Regions from separate parts of the Homo sapiens genome. Here region 1 is linked to region 2. Evidence: chromatin loops called from intact Hi-C (ENCODE). Cell type or tissue: OCI-LY7. All regions are shown on one strand.

Region 1 (8,000 bases), 360 kb after region 2:
TCCTCCCACTAGAAACACATAGGCTTTGGAGTATGCTCCGTCAGTGCAGGGTTTTAGGGGGACAGGTCCCATTTAGATTGGTGTTCACTCCCCCTTGACCCCCTTTTCTCCCCTGCCCTGCCCGACCTGGAGGGCCCCTGCATCCCAGCCCTCTGTCACACTGTCTTACTTTCATGCTAATGCCACATAAAAGTGTCTCGTGTCATTTTTTCATCTTGGTGCTGACGGTTGGGCACCAGGCCAATTGCTGACTTTGCACGTTCCCACCCGAGGCCTGGCAGATCTGCCTGCCAGAGGGATCGATTGCCCTTTCTTGCATTTTCAAGAAAAGAGCTGAGTTTCTCACTTTGGTCTCAGTCTGATAGCCAGCAGCAGTGCGGGGGGAGTGGAGGAAGAGCATCACGCACAACTCGCTCCCTTGGAGGCGTGTCGACCTCCCTGAGTCGACATCTCACAAGCTTGCCTCCCAGGGTTGGAGGCGGAAGTTGGTGTGGTTTCCAGCAGCAGCAGGGGCTGGGAGTTCAGACCCCAAGGCTTGGTGCAGCCTGCCTCTGGGAAGTGTCCTCGGTGCCCTTCATGTCAAGGACTGCTGCTGCCTGTTCGGGGGGACTTCACTACAGTGCTTTTGTGTTGCATGTGGGGTCCACGCCTGCTGTCCACTCTGCACACACATTTTGGCCCCCAGCATTCAATGGCAGTGTGAGAGTGCCAAGCCCTTGCACCCCTGTTCCACACAGGTAACTGTTTTGAGGGGTCAGCCTTGGAAAGGGAAAGATGCGGTGTAGGGATTTGCCATTCAGCCTTGGGGAAGAGGCCCACAGGCCAGGCCCCTTCCACGTGCATTCCCAGGGGAAGGTCACCTTGATTTATAATATTCGAAATGTCATTGCTTCCCTTTTCGGCAGCCACTGTACCATGAGGTTGCTTGATTTTTCTACCCTGCTGGCTTAAACCCTTGAGATGAAACAGAATAATGCAGGACGTGATTACAGTGGTGTAACAGTCATTCTGGAGAAAAGCAGATCAATTCAGGGGACACTTGGCCCTTGCTTGTGATGGATCCTTAAAGCAAATCTGAATCTACTTCTTCACGGCCATGAGAGGAAACCAGAAGCCCAGAGCATCTTGAAGGCAGGCTTTATTACTTATTTGGCTCTGCTGGTAAGATGCCTCTGGTAAGGCATCATGTGCAAAGCAGGTCCCATGCAAGCGGTGCAGGCAGCCCCATGATGGAGCTGCATGGGGTTTGTTCATAGCCACAAAGAAAATCTTATAAGTGGATTAGTTTAGGGTTTATTTTAAAAGAAAAGAGAAGCATAGCTGTGGTGATCTCTTGCTTAATGACTAATGTTAAGCTGGCGTCCCTGCTTTCCTGTGTGGTGTGTATTGAAGATTGATGAGCTGGAAGAACAATGCAGTGAGATCAACAGAGAGAAGGAGAAGAACACGCAGCTGAAGAGGAGGATCGAGGAGCTGGAGGCAGAGCTCCGAGAAAAGGAGACAGTGAGTAATGGTGCTCCGAGCAGGGCCCCTTGGCGTCCTCTTGGCCTTGCGGGGTGGCACACAGCAGGTGTCTTGGGGCCTATGACTGGCCCTGGCAGCTGCCTGGATAGCAGCACGGAGAGAGAGCTGGGAGCCACAGCAAGGTGCAGACAGGCTGGAGCAAAGGCCTCCCCATGACCTCTGCCGCCTCCCTGTTACCCCTGTTCTATAGCTGGTCGTGCAGATCCACAAGGGAGCTGAACATTTCACAAGACACTCAGATGCGTTTGTCATCTGTCCTCAGAAGTTGAGTTTTGCTGCCAAATTAATGCCGCTAGAGACCCATGATGTAACCACTTATTTTCTTTTTTAAAAAAATTTAAAATGTATTTATTTTATTTAAGATGGAGTCTCATTATGTTGCCCAGGCTGGTCTTGAACTGGGCTGAAGCATTCCGCCCACCTCAGCCTCCTGTGTAGCTGGGACTATAGACACACGCCATGAGAGCACCACACACACGTGCCCACCACACCGCAGCCCAGCTCCCGGCGCCAGCCACCTGCACTCACTGCCACCATGCCTGGCCTACAGTCATTTATTTTCTAGGGGGCAGACAGTTAAGTGCACACATGTTGGAGGCCGTGCTCATGTTACCAAACTCCCTAGGCCTCACTTTCTCCACTTATAAAACAGAAATCGGAAAAACATCTGCCTTGTGGTGGTGTGTACAGACTTCACGTGACAAGGCGTGTGACACACTTCACCCTTGAAATTCCCTGAGATGAAGTATTCGCATGGTCACTATCACTGTCTATGCAAACAGGACAGGGTCCCAAAGCTGCTTCCACGAGCGTGCACACATTGGTGATTTTCAAGAATATATTTTATCTGACTTGCTTTCATGTTCTATCTCAAATTTTTTTCATGTAGGAGCTGAAAGATCTCCGAAAACAAAGTGAAATCATACCTCAGCTCATGTCAGAGTGCGAATATGTCTCTGAGAAGCTAGAGGTACGTGGGTTGGGGGCACAGCCATCCTGGCTCAGACAAGAAGGCACAAATGTCATGGTACTCATTTTCCTGCTTCCTATCACTTTCACACTGAGAATGCTGAAGGAGAGATTTTCTATTCACAAAAAGCTGGCAGTGACTGCACGCCAGATGGCACCGCATCCACCCCTGCCCCCGGGGCAGACTCAGCAACGTTTGTCTTTTGGTTTTGCAAGTTCTATGAAGGCCCCTGTGCATCACCACAGTGTAGACGACTGTTTCCTTGCAGATCCCTGGTGGGGGTGAGGAGCGGGGGGGCGGCCTGAGAGCCCAGGGTCAGGGTGTGGGGCCACTTCAGCCACTCCCCTGCCAGTGGCCTTGGGCACTGACCTTGGGCAGGCCTTCCTCCCTATCCTCAGATTTCTGATCACTAAAATGAGGATTTTCAGGGCTTCCTCCACCTCGGAGCGCCTCTTCCCTGCAGGTCCTCTGATATGCACACGGCGCTTCATGTAGTTACATGACCCTGGAATTGGTAACTGCTTCCTGTGCACATGTTCAGAAAGGTCTCTGTTTATTCCCTCAACATAAAGCTCTTATTTGATATGAAGAGTTAAAGGCTTATGGCTCATTTAAGGACTCACAGCTGTCCTGTCTTTGGGAACCTGCTTGTGATTTACCTAGATGTGCCTCTGTAGGCTTGTGGGGCCCAGCGCCACAGAACATCTCCATGGTAACAGCATCAGAGGGTGCACAGACTGGCTGTCCCTGAGTCATTGGCATGGCCAGTCCTTCCTCTCTGAGGGCCAGAGGCTGGCCTGGGGCTGAGGAGGCCACGCCTCTCTGTGGGACCAGGGGAACGAGCCACTCTCCCATCTGTTCTGTCTCTCAGGATGGAACTGAAATGTGGTCTCTGCTAGCCACTCAGACAGGGATTTCAGACTTTCCCTGCTGGGCCCTGTGTGAGGTCTCCCTCAGGCAGGACTCTGCGTTCTGCCTGCTTTGTTGGGTCTTGGGTTTTCAGGCTGGGTGTTGGTCCCTCTGTGGGAGAGCAGGCAGGAAAGGAGGAGGTCACTGAAGTGCCTGCTGCTTCCCTTCTGATGTCTTGGTCACAGGCTTGTGTGCTGGGGTAGCATGTCTCTAGGCAGCTTAAGCCCTGGCCCAGGCCCTCAGATTGGATGGAGAATGGTTGGTTCAGCTGTAGCAGGTTTTGAAGGATGACTCTCGTCACTCAGTTTTCTAGACCCTTCTCCCTTTTGCTTGGCCAGGCGGCAGAGAGAGACAATCAAAACCTGGAAGACAAAGTGCGTTCCTTAAAGACAGACATTGAGGAGAGCAAATACCGACAGCGCCACCTGAAGGTGGAGTTGAAGAGCTTCCTGGAGGTGCTGGACGGGAAGATTGACGACCTGCATGACTTCCGCCGAGGGCTCTCCAAGCTGGGCACCGATAACTAGGGCTGGCCGAGGCCCAGGCCCCGCCCGTGAGTCCCAAGCGTGTGTGCGAGACCAGATAGCTCTAGGACGTTCTTCTGTGTGCATTGCTTCTGTAAATGCAGGCGCAGTTTGTCGTGTTTCCAAACCAGTTGTGCCGTCCACTCACTCCTTTTCAGAATAGAAATCTCCTCTCGCTTCTCTGGCCTTGTGAGGTTGTGGACAACTGGAAGATTCTGACTCAGGAATCCAGAACTAGGTCTACCTTCAACATTTATGCAGTCAGGGCAGGGATGTTTATATCTTTCATAAGGGCTGTTGCAACCATATGAACTGAAAAAACACGCATTTTGTAATCCAAATATTGATATTCTTTACACCAAGCCATCAGGCTCCTTTTATCAAATAGCATTCAGAGTATTTGAATGTCCACCAGACACCAGCCCCGGGGGGCACAGAGAGAACAACATTCCTCTCTGTCAACATCGAGAGGCTTTAAAACAACTGTTTAGTGGAAACTTTCTGAGAGATGGAAAACAAGCTTCTGGTGGGTGCATTTTCTGGCCCGGAGTTGCCTGCATCCACGCTACTGCCCCCTGCCCCCCGCCCCCCCAGTTTGTACGGTTGCAACAGTGTTCCTTTTCTTGGTTTTAATTTCTGAGCAGATGATTGTGCTGTGGGAACAGCACACAGTGAGGGTGCCTAGCACAATGTCTGGCACAAAGTAGGTGCTTAATAAATATTTGTTCAATTAAATGTGTACACAGAATTTAGTGTTTTAATCAAACCCCACAGCAGAGCTGGGACCCTGTCGAATGATGCACCATCTTTGCTGTGCTGGGTAGTTAACAGACATGAATACCACTGTCTGGTCAAACCCAAGCTGGGGCTCGGGTGGCCCTGGGGCAGGGAGGGAGAAGGGGAAGCAGCAGGAGCTGGTCTCAGGCCCCTGGAGCCCATCCGTGATGCTCTGCCCCTGGGGCTCTCCAGACCCTCGAATCACCTTCTCCCCTAGGAATGGTGACCCAGGGATTCCAGGTATAGGGGCTGCCCAGGGCTTGGTACCTAGGGTAGGATTGTCTTATGGGTCTGGACAGCTGGGAAGAAATCACAGGCATTTCGGGGGGAGAGAGCAGCTCAGCTGACAAGCCTTGGCCCTCATGACAGAGGTGTTCCACCCAGCTCTGCGTCCTGCCTTTTTCAGTTTCTCCTAGGGAAGGGACTGCAGCCATAAACCTCTCCTCTCTCACAGAGCTGCTCAGTGGGGCCAGCGGGCCTGTGGGTGCTGTTGGCATCCTGCCCTGGGAGATTGCCCGTGTGTGGCAATAATGGCTTGAATCCCTGGCCCCACACATCTCTAAATGCCTTGAGCAGGGGGGAGGCTTTGGTGCCCCCTCACCCCTTTGAGAACCACCTAAGAGGACTACTCCTTCTAGAAACCTTCTCCCATGGACGTGGTTAGACTTTCTCCCTGCTGAATTTGGATTAATGAGCAAACAACCCGAGGAAGGAGGGAGATGGGGTCCGAACCCAGGTGCCCTGGGCCCCAAGGTGAACACGAGTCCTCCTGCTCTCCTTCCCTTCCCCTCACGGAGACGCCTCTCTGAGCTGGGGAGTCTTGTTTGGGATGTGGATGGAAGGGAAGGCTGGGCATCTGGAGCACCAAGGCACTTTTAGAGGAGCTCCCGCAAGGTGAGTGGGGGCTTTGGTTGAGTACATAGGGCTTTTGGCAGACAGGAAGTGGAAAGCGTGGCCAGCCATCTTTGTGATTCGGGGTAGTCTGCTGCTGGCCCTTCCCTTTCCCCAGAGCTCCAGACGGCTCTCAGGACAGTTGGTAGCAGCTCCCTCCTGGCTGCACCAGGAGACCAGAGAGCCGAGCTGGCTATGAGTCAGCCCCGTGGCCCAGCAGCGGGATAAGGGGATTCTCAAGCCAGCCTGGTCTGCCCAGCAGCAGGCTGGGTGTGTGGCTGCCTGGGAGCAGTGGACACTGGGTTCCAAACACCTTCCGCTGGGGTCTTCAGATGACCTCTGCCTTTATCAGGTGACTTATGAATCTAGAAAGAGCCCGCTTGACTGACAAGAGAATGCTCAGGTGACATGCATAGAATAGTTACTGAAGCCACTTGTACATTCTGATAGCAGTGACTTTAGAAAACTCCAGAAGTGGAGGTGTAGAAAATGTTGGAAGAGCCATTTCCACAGTGGGCTGCTGTGCAGTTGAGACCCATGATCCCAGTTCACCAAGCACTGAAGAGTGTGGTGAGCATCCTGTGGGCAGCAGGTGAGGAACTTGGATTCCTCCTGCTGTGTGTCCAGCTCTACAGCTGTTGCAACCCTGGAGCTAAGAGTAGTAAGGACTCCCTTAAAGGGAAAGGTAAGTTGGGCTTGGCCGTGAAAGCACAACAGCTTTTACAAAAGCACTGAACTTTCCATTCCTTCTGCTTTTCTCTGAAGATCTCAGTGTCTTTTCATTTACTTTCTTTTAAAATAGTGGCCCTGGAGCAACCTGGACGGTGTTCCCTTGAGCTGGTGTGACGTGCCCTCGTTTATTCTGACATCCAGCCCAGTCTCAGTACTGTTGTCATAACCTTACGCCAGACTCAGGCAGAATGTAAGCCATTCACTCGTGAGCATCGCAGCCGCTTGTGCTGCCTGGAAGCTGCAGGGCCAGGACTGCATTTTCAGTTTGCAATTGAGGTCTCCTGATTTTGGTGTTTCCAAGACTGGCTGCTATACCTTGATAAGCTTTCCTTCTGCCTCCATGAAACCTGGTGTCTAAAAAAGATCAACTAAAACTTGGAACCCTTTAACCAAGAGGACCTTTAAAAATAACCTTTCATTCCAGTCAAGACCCAGCTGGATGCATTTTAAAGTTGGGAGTGGCGAGGAAGCCTTCCTAGTGCCGCCCGGGGAATGTAAAACCACCAGAGCAACAGGTTGGGACAGTATGGTCAGGCCTTGGAGGGAAAGAGAACCAGTATCCACACAAGACCTCGAACTTGTGTGGCCCCTCAGTTTCATCTCTCCTGCCTGCCATCACATTAGACTTTAATTGGGTGAGAGAACAGGGCAGAGACTGTCACCTGCATTTTGCAGATGGGAAGTAGAGACAGAGAAAGTGACACGCCCAGGGTCACCCAGCGGTGACCAGCAGCGTGGACTCTGCATCCAGGTCTCCTGGACCTTGATGCAGTATCTTTTGAGACATGCCACTCTAGTCCCTTTGGTGACCCGTGGGTGCCAAGAGAAAATAATTCTTATATCCTGATAAGAGCATATTACAATTATATTATTTCAATATGTGTCCACAGCAAAGGACAGTTTACAAAAATGTGAATCCGAATGACATTTAGGAATGTTTGTTATAAATGATAAGTTCCACTTTGGAATGATTCTGGTTTTGCAGGAATCTTTCCAAGAAAGTTGGTTAAAATGATGTCTCTGCCTGTGAGGCCAGTTCTATGGAAAACAAACACACCCTGAGTTCTTTATTGATGGCTTTAGTGGAGGCAGAGCAGTATGTTCAAAACAAGTGGGAGGCCCTGAGATCGCAGGAATGGAAACAGAGTTCTGGCTGGGGGTGGCCTGTCCACTGCCCGCCCCTTCCTGGAGATGCACTCCTTTCTGGCTTTCTGGGGAGGGAGCAGCCTTGCTCAGTGGTGGGAGCAGCTTGAACGGGACCTGATCAACACCCAGGAAGACTGTGCACAGAGGGCAGTTGGTCTCCAGCCTGCAGGCTCCATGAGCACAGCCTTGATGGTGGTGGGCAGGCGCCTGCCTGCTGTGGACTACATTTGATGCAAAACATCAAGTAAAGGGTGGAGCGTAATACAGTGAATATGCCTCCCAGAAACATCATGCTCTGCCTATTTTAACAGGGCTCTTTTTCTTTAGAAAAGTCTCCTTCTCTATAGAAACCAGGGACAATTTTGGATGAGAGCCAACCACAGGACGCGCTGGGGACGTTATGGTGGGACCTCACATGTGGCCAGGTGCACCTTTGGGAAGAAGGCAGACGTGATGTGACTTAGCACAGGCACTCAAAAGAGGCAGCCACTGGTCTTTGCTAATATCCAGAAGTGGATTGTTTGTTC
Region 2 (8,000 bases):
TTTTTTCCTCTGAGCTTCTGTCTGAATATCTTTCCTTTTGATCCATCTTCCAGATCAGTAGCTCACTTCAGCTGTATCTAATCTGCTATTAAACCCTGCTTCTGTTATTTGTTTCTACATAACAAAACAGCCCCAAATTTTGTGGCTTAAAACAGCTGCCATTATTTACTTGCTCATGGTCTGTGATTTGGGTGAGGCTCAATGATGATAGTTTGTCTCTGCCACATGGTGTTGGCTAGGATAGCTTAACTGAGGTTGGAGGATCCAACATGGTTTTGCTCACATGTCTGGCTTCCAGTCAACAAGAGAGACTGGAAGAGTTGGGGACCGGCTGGGCCTCTCTCTCCTCTCTTTCATTTTTCATTCTCCAAGACCTATCTCTCTCCATGTGCCCCACTCCTCTTCCATACTAGCAAGGTATTTATGATTCTTTACACGGTAGGTCAGCACTTCAAGAGGGTGAAATTAAAGCTCCTAGGCCTCTTCATGTCTAAGCCTCAAACTATCAAAGTATCATGTCTCCCACATTGTTCACTCTACATGGTAGCCCTTCAGACGGTTAGCTATAGATACCCTAGCCTCCTGTAACACTACTTCATTTGGCATAGTTTTGATTCCTTCATTATTCCCCATGGGTCCTAGATCTAGAACAATGATGATACATAACCATACTCAACAAATACTTATTCAATAAATGAATGAATGCTAACTAATAATATAATTGTAATCTAATGCTCCCTTCAGCAGCATATACACTACTATTGAAACAATACTAGCATAAATGGTAGGAAAACTTGCAAAACTCTTCAAGCCTTTAATATCTTCTACATCTTGAACCCCCTCTCTCCAATTATCTAGTAATTCAGTAAAATTACCCAGTTTGCTCCTCAGCCTGCAACACAACAGTGAAGGGGTAAGAATGAAAACAACCTAAACTGAAATAGTCCTTAGGCGCACAGTCTCATGAGAATTCCTAGGACCTAAAGCAATCCCTATTTCCATCCCCAAATAAGGTCCCAGGTAGCTCAAGCAGTGCCTTCCAAGACAATTAACATTTCTGGGGTTATGATTGAGGTGCTATCTGTATCTCTACTTGGTGACCTAAGTGCAGTTGCTGCTGTTACCCATCCCTACTCAGGCAATTCTGGTTGACCCCAACATTTAACCCTGGACCTCTCCCCTCATGGCCCATGTTGACTCTATGGTGCCTTTTACCAACTTAGAACTGCCTCTGATGCTCACACCAACATGGGAGTTGTCTCTCTCACTACAAGTAGTATGTTACAGTTCTTTTATTTGACTCTCAAGAGGGTGTCAATATCTTACAGACCTTTCTCTTTCAAGGAGTGTGAGACCAGTCCCCTGGGATTGGGGTGAAAGACATTTAAGAGATACCTCTAGTGGCAAAAGTAATGGAAATGGACTCTGATGCAAGGCCCAGGGAGCTCTCTTCTAACATGCTGAGTGTGTGTGTGTGTGTGTAACACCAAATTTTCCTGAATCCCTTTCCACAGTTCTTTTCACCACACCATGTAAACAACAAAGATAACAATATCGACTAACATTTAATGAGAATTTACTATGTGCCAGGCACTGTTCTAAGTATCTTATATGTATCACCTCATATATAACTTGGACAAAGGAATAGATTTTAGGCAATTGAAGCATTATGGAATGGGTGAATTTGGGGGCAAGATTTGAAGGAACTGTTAGAGTTTTACTAGAAAGCTAAGTGAAGATATGAAAGGAGAAAGTGACAACAGGATCATGTCAACAATATACATATATGTGTATGATTGAGAAGAGGATGGCAAAAATACATCAAGAAGCCAAAGGCAAGGAGAAGTACTAGCCCGCAGGGATTTGAGGATGCTGAAATAAAAAGTGATCAAAGAAAGTTGGTATTATCACCATTTGTGAATGGATTTCCTTCTATGTTTCAGAAGTAAAATTAATGTATGCTATTTTGATATAGCAAATAGACCAGCTCCTGGGGCCACACTGACTAAAATAAAATACATCAGACTCTTTTAATGGTCCTAATTATATCTCTAAAAAGTTACATATTATCTGTTAAATATTTGAGTAGAGCGTTGTTCTGGAATAGCCACAGCTTAGTCCTTTGCATAAAGTGGAAGAACCAGTCTGAAAGCTCTGTCTGCAGTGAAAGCCACAGGGCAATGCTTCATCCCCCGTCACAATGTGTTGACAAGGTGGTGTGCATCCATCCTGGCTGCAGAGACAGATGGGCTCTTAGCCAAGAGCATTAGGCGATTCCTGATGACCAGCCAGAGGGAGCCCATGTGGGTGTATTATTAAGTCTGACTTGGTTAGATGAAAGATTGAGAGTCAGGCAAATGATGTGTGCTGAGCAAACCTGAAACCAAAGCCTAGATTGGGAGAAATTTCCACCTTCTCAAAATTACCAAACTCCATCAGTTATGCACTCTACTGGCTACTTCTCCTCATTACAAACTAAAATTTCTCCTAGCTTTAAAAACCAGCCAGAAATCACAACAGAATAACTCTCCCTTCATGTTTTTTTAAGAGATGAGGTCTCTGTTGTCCAGGCTGGAGTGCAGTGGTGTGATCACAGCTCACAGCAGCTTCGAACTCCCAGGCTCAAGAAATCCTACAAGCGCACTCCACCATGCCTGGCTCCTTCATCCTTTCTTGCTACTCCTTCTCCACTGCTGGCAATGAGCAATGAGTTGTCTATACTGCCTCCACATTTTCACCTCTTACTCACATCTCAATCCACCACTCTGGTGTCTTCCCAATACCATTCAGTGAAACAGTTCCCAACTGTTTCATCAGTGACTTCTCAATCACCAGGTTTAACAGACTTATCTCCTTCCATATCTCACTTGACCTCCTTGTGGCATCTACCCAGACATTTCCTTCCTTCTGGAAAATCTTTTACTCCTTGGCTCCTATGACACTACGTTCTTCTTCTACCTGACCCTTAGATGTTGGTGTTACCTGGCTCCAAACTTGGGCACTGCTTTTCTCATTCTACAGTTTCCTGGGCATCCTCCGTTATGGTTTCAGTGACCACTTATATACTGATATCACTCAAAAGTCTACATTCTGTCTTGACCACTTTCTCTAAGCTGTGTATTTAGCTGCCCACTAACTAGCTCTCTGGATGGCCCATGGAAATCTCAACACATCCCAAACCACTCAAGATCTCATCTCTAAACCTGCCCATTCTTCATGGATTTCTGCACCTTGGTGAGTGTCAAAACTAATCATCCTGTTGCTCCAACCAGAAACCAGGGAATCAGTTTCTACTCTTCCTCCTTCCTACCCACCTACCACCCAAAGAATCGGCAAGCTCTGTCTCAGCCCTTGTCTTATCTCTCCTGGGGAGAGAATATCAATGCAGGTCCTGCCCCAAGCCTCTCACCCTCAAGTCTAGTCCCATGCTGGCCACCAAAGTAATGTCTAAACCTGAACTGTGATCGCATCCCTCCATTGTTTACTGCCCTCCCCTGGTTGGCTTCCAACTGACAACCTTTCCCCTCTCATTTCTCTCCTCTTCCCTATATCCACCCCGTGCCCACAGGGAGGCTGGACTGTAGGGGCAAGCAGGCAACAGCTAGGGCTTTGACAGCTAGTCAGAGGGATGTGAGTTTGACATATGAGGATACAGAAATCATTCTACAGCTTCATGAGCAATGCGTGACATCATGGCAGCTGCATACGGTAGGTTCTAGGAGAGAGAGATGTTAGCAGATCATCACAACTGAGGCAAAGAGGACCTAGACTCATCTTCCACAGTGAGAAAAGAGGAAAAAAACGAACCTGTAGGACAGGTGAGTACAGGTCAATACCAAAAAAAAAAAAAAAAAAGAAAAATCATGAGATGCAAGTAGTAAGGAAATGCATTAGTAAAGTAATGTAAAAGCACTGCTAACAAAGTAAACAATCCACAGGAAATCTAGAGACTTTAAAGCCCCATCATAGGAAGCCCAGCACCACAGAACAAGAGCAGGAGTTAAAACACACACACACCATTCTACAAGGCCAGAGAGGGGGGCGGATGGTGGGGAAAACTGTAGCTTCTGTAAAAGGGAGAGAGAACAGACACAAATGAGAACTGTCCGTGTGACAAGGTGAGGGCCACAGAAAGCAGCATTTAGGAGCTATGCCAGCTGACCCCTTAAAGGAGGTGGGTTACAGCATGATTAAAGAAGCAGCATTCGTTCATTGGACAGACTCCAAACGATTCCTTGAATTATTCTACTTACTCCTCACAAAAGAGAGTGTTAGGAAGATTCCTACTCTCAAAATGTCTTTGAAAGCAGCCAGCTAGGGAATTTAGAGTAAAATAGTGGTAAATGAACATGTTCTAGAGCTAATGAACTGTATATGTACATACATCTCCAGAAAGGGATGCTAATTTCAAAAACGTTGTCCAAAAGGTTGCCAGGATTGGAAACAAGTGACCGGCCAGTGCAAGTCCTTTTCACAAACACTGCAGGCCTAGAAAACGCACACAGAGAGAAACATAATCGCTTATGGACTTTGGACTCATGTGGATACAGGTTCGAATCCCGTCTGTGCCACTCAGCAAATGAGAAAACCTCCCATGACTCCGATTAAATAGCTCGCCCTAGGTGGGTCACACTGCATTGTTAAGGGCAGACCTGGGGCAAGAATCCAATAAGGTCGCTGACTCCGGAGCGGTGCTCTTTCCGGCAGCTTGGTGCCCAGCAGAGGGTCCCCTCGCGCCGCCGTCCCCCAGGCCTGGAGCGCCTTTGTCCCCCACTCACCAGAGAGCAGCCGCGGAAGTGGCTGGCTGGGGGTAGCCAGGAGAGGGTCGAGTCAGCGGGAGGTGGGCGTGGGAGCGGGGGGCGCGAGTGGGGAGAACCCCCAGAGTGGCACGGACGGGAGGGGAAGGGGGCGGCCGGGTGGTGATTGGCTGGGCTGCGGCAGGCAGCTCCGGGCCAAGAACAAAAGAGAGCAGGCGGCGGGCGTCCTCCGGAGTAGGCACTCCCGCCCGCCCGGCGCGGGCTTCGGTGCTGGGGGAGGACGCGCCCACCGCCCGCCCGCCAGCCGAGAAGCCGGGCTGGCGCGCTCGGTTTCTCCGCGAAAGCCGGCCGTGTACCTAGGAATTAACCGGCCCGCGCGGGAGGGAAGGGGAGGGGAGCGGGAAGCGGGAAGCGGGGCGGGGGGGGGATGCTGAGCGCGCGCGAGAACAATAATAAGATCGTGTTTGCGGTCGCTGCCCGAGAAGGAATTCGGAGCAGACGCGAGGCCCGGCGCTCGCGCCGCGCCCGGGAGCCCGGGAGGGAGACCGGCAGCGGCGGCATGAGGCAGGCGACGCGGCGCTGGTGAGCAGCGCGCGCGGCGGCGGCGGCGGCGGCGGCGGGGACCTTGGCGCGGCCGGACGCGGGCGAGCGCCGAACGGCCGGGGGCTCCCCTCCCCCGCTGCCGGGCCGTGATTTGCCGGGCCTGCTGCGCCCCCCGCCCACCCCTTGCCTCAGCCGCCGCCTCGCCGCTTCCCCTCGTCGGAGCGGCCGCTCGTCCGCCCGGCTTGAGGCCCGCGGGGAGCGCGGCGCAATTCGTCGGCCCGCGGGGGGGCGGCCTCCCGGCATCTTCGCGGCGACCAAGGACTACCAGGAAGGGGAGCGGCTGGGATGGCGCGTCCGCGGCCCCGCGAGTACAAAGCGGGCGACCTGGTCTTCGCCAAGATGAAGGGCTACCCGCACTGGCCGGCCCGGGTGAGTACCGCGGCCGCGCGCGGGCCCGCCCGCCCACCATTTTCCCCTTCATGATGGCGCGCCCGCCCCCTTTCCCCATCGCCTCAGCCCCGAGCCCGCAGCTCGCGGCCGGCTGTGGTGAGGGCTGAGGGCGGCGCGGCACGAAGAAGACCGGGCCGGGGCTGAGGCAAGGGCTCCCGGCCTCGCCCGCACTCCGCCAGGGCGGCCATCCTTCCGCCCACTTTCGAAGGCGGGTCCGGCCCCCGCAGGCCCGACGCTGCCTTCCTCCTGGAAAGCCGGTGCCGACCGGGAAGCCACGCCGCCGGGCAGCGGGCCTGCGACGGAGGCTTCGGCTCCGGGCAGGGTCATTGGTGGATACCCTGGGTCCCGGGCGAACGTCGGGGCAGGTACGGCAGCGGGGTGAGCGGCTGTCCGCGAGCCGGCGAGTGCCGGCGGGCAGTAAATCCTGGAAAGTGGTAGTGGTCATCCAGAGGCCAGCGGGAGCCTCTTGGCAGTCATTCATCCATCTCTTTGCCTTCTAGACTTGTTGAGTTTTCCCTGAGCGCGATTCCCGGTGCCCCGCCTGCCCTATCATTGTCCTGGGGTACGTGCCTCTCTGGTGCCCATCGTTCTTTTAAACCGACCTCTGATAGCCGAGAGCTTGCAGCCTACCTCTGACTGGTGGGTCCAGCAAGCTTCTTGTGCCTTTCCACCTCCATATTTGTTTTAGGTAGAATCTCAAACCTTATTCTTGGCCTCCTGCTACAGTCCACAATAGCTCTCTCTTCCTACATAACAAGGTTGTCGTTGGGCTCTTTTTCTAGAAAGCGTCTGCATGTAATACATAGCATTCACAATTTTTATTAAGCTCTTTGAGGAAGACACACAACACTGCCATGTGTGCTTTGTGTTTTAGAAGAAATCCTTTTTATTTTTATTTTTGTATGGTTGGCAGTTGATTGCTTGAAATAAGAAATCTTGTGAAAAGGAGGGTCAAGGCATTCTAGAGATTATATTGGTATTCTTTAGGAACGGAAACAGTCATGGAGAAAATTGGCATAAATATAGTGTGAGCTCTAAAATGTTGTATTGTAGTCAAGTGAAGATAGCAAGATCAAGAAAAAAAAATACACCCATTCACAAAAGGAAGTGACATCACGAGTGGCCAGACTGAAATTTAGTGAAGTTGAAGTAATGGATGGACATAATCACTTTTTAAATATTTGGTTTGGCATGATTGTCAAATGGAAAGAACACTAGGCCAGGAATTGGGGGACCTGGTGTCTGGTTCAGGCTCTGTTATGGACTAATCATTTCAACTGTCTGCATATCCATTGCTGCAACTATAAAATCATCTCTAGGATCCTTTCCAACACTAACAACCTCAGATATCAAGAGGAAAAAACAGTCTTATTCAGGTTCCAGTAGACTGAAAATAGCTTCGCATCTGAACTGTAGATTGTCCTTAAGATAAGGCAAAGTTTTTAAGGTAGAATAACTGGTTATTTTTTATGCTGTAATACAGTATTGCTTAGAGAGGCAAGATTTGTGACTTTAGGAGTCCCTGAATATATTTGTGACTTCAGAAAATCCCCGAATCTGTTTGCCAAGTAAGAAATGTATAGCTTTAGGGCCATATGTGTATAAACACAGTCAAAGCCAATTAAAGGTTACCGTTACTAGTTGGTCATTTCCTAGTACCATAATGGCTTTTTAAAATCTTCCCTTTGAAAAATATCTTCTGATAGTCAAAAAGAAAATAGACTTAAAATTTCATTAATATGTTGCCTGTACAGGTTGGCCACCTGTAGTAATTTGTGAAACAGAAAAATCCTACGGAAGTGGTCCTAGTTGTATATCTAATTGTACATAAAATTCCTGGAAGTGATAATTCCAAATAAGGCAAAATGGAAAATAAAATGAGGAAACAAAATTAAGTTTTTAGATAAAATAGGTACAAGAAAGAAAAATCTGTATCTATTCACATTTAACGAGCTCCTCAAGAAACAACCTAAGACTCAAAAAAAGAAGTTTTATTTTCTCGTTAGTGGCATGCTGCAATTTCCAAAGGTAAAGGTTAGAAAAAGATTTGAGTCCCCTTTTTTACAGTGCGTATACTTCACATATGTTTTCATTTTTTTCATCCCAATTCTATGAGGCATTATTCCCATCTTACACCTAGGTATAGCTGTGTAGATGATAATGTTATAAAATGCTAACTGGGAAAAAAAGTCTTGCTTATTGAAGTTTCAAATATTATCACTTGATACGAAGGCCATTCATGTGGGCATT

What was found. Peaks named below come from ENCODE experiments on the same cell type or tissue, not always from the same donor. Only the 100,000 strongest peaks of a DNase experiment are listed, where the experiment ranks them.
Region 1: a loop joins it to region 2, with 5 times the contacts of the local background. A loop is called at or near these places in 4 of 110 quality-filtered maps.

The regions. Positions count from the first base shown.
Region 1 is chr15:82,845,645-82,853,644 of GRCh38, reverse strand. HOMER2 (homer scaffold protein 2) reads left to right here. Exons shown (of 9, transcript NM_004839.4): 7 at 1,393-1,503; 8 at 2,414-2,494; 9 at 3,742-4,662. The coding sequence ends at 3,930. Among named protein-coding and RNA genes, the nearest start is that of WHAMM, 40 kb to the right of the region's middle. RefSeq lists an enhancer at 3,069-3,844. In OCI-LY7, a CTCF peak has its summit at 3,826 (motif pointing left); a DNase peak (open chromatin) is centred at 3,834; H3K27ac peaks cover 36 bases.
Region 2 is chr15:83,205,060-83,213,059 of GRCh38, reverse strand. HDGFL3 (HDGF like 3) reads left to right here and starts at 5,237. Exons shown (of 6, transcript NM_016073.4): 1 at 5,237-5,729. The coding sequence starts at 5,646. RefSeq lists an enhancer at 4,326-4,939 and silencers at 4,800-5,139, 5,530-5,979. In OCI-LY7, a CTCF peak has its summit at 4,740 (motif pointing right); DNase peaks (open chromatin) are centred at 5,089, 5,209 and 5,799; H3K4me3 peaks cover 3,720 bases; H3K27ac peaks cover 1,194 bases.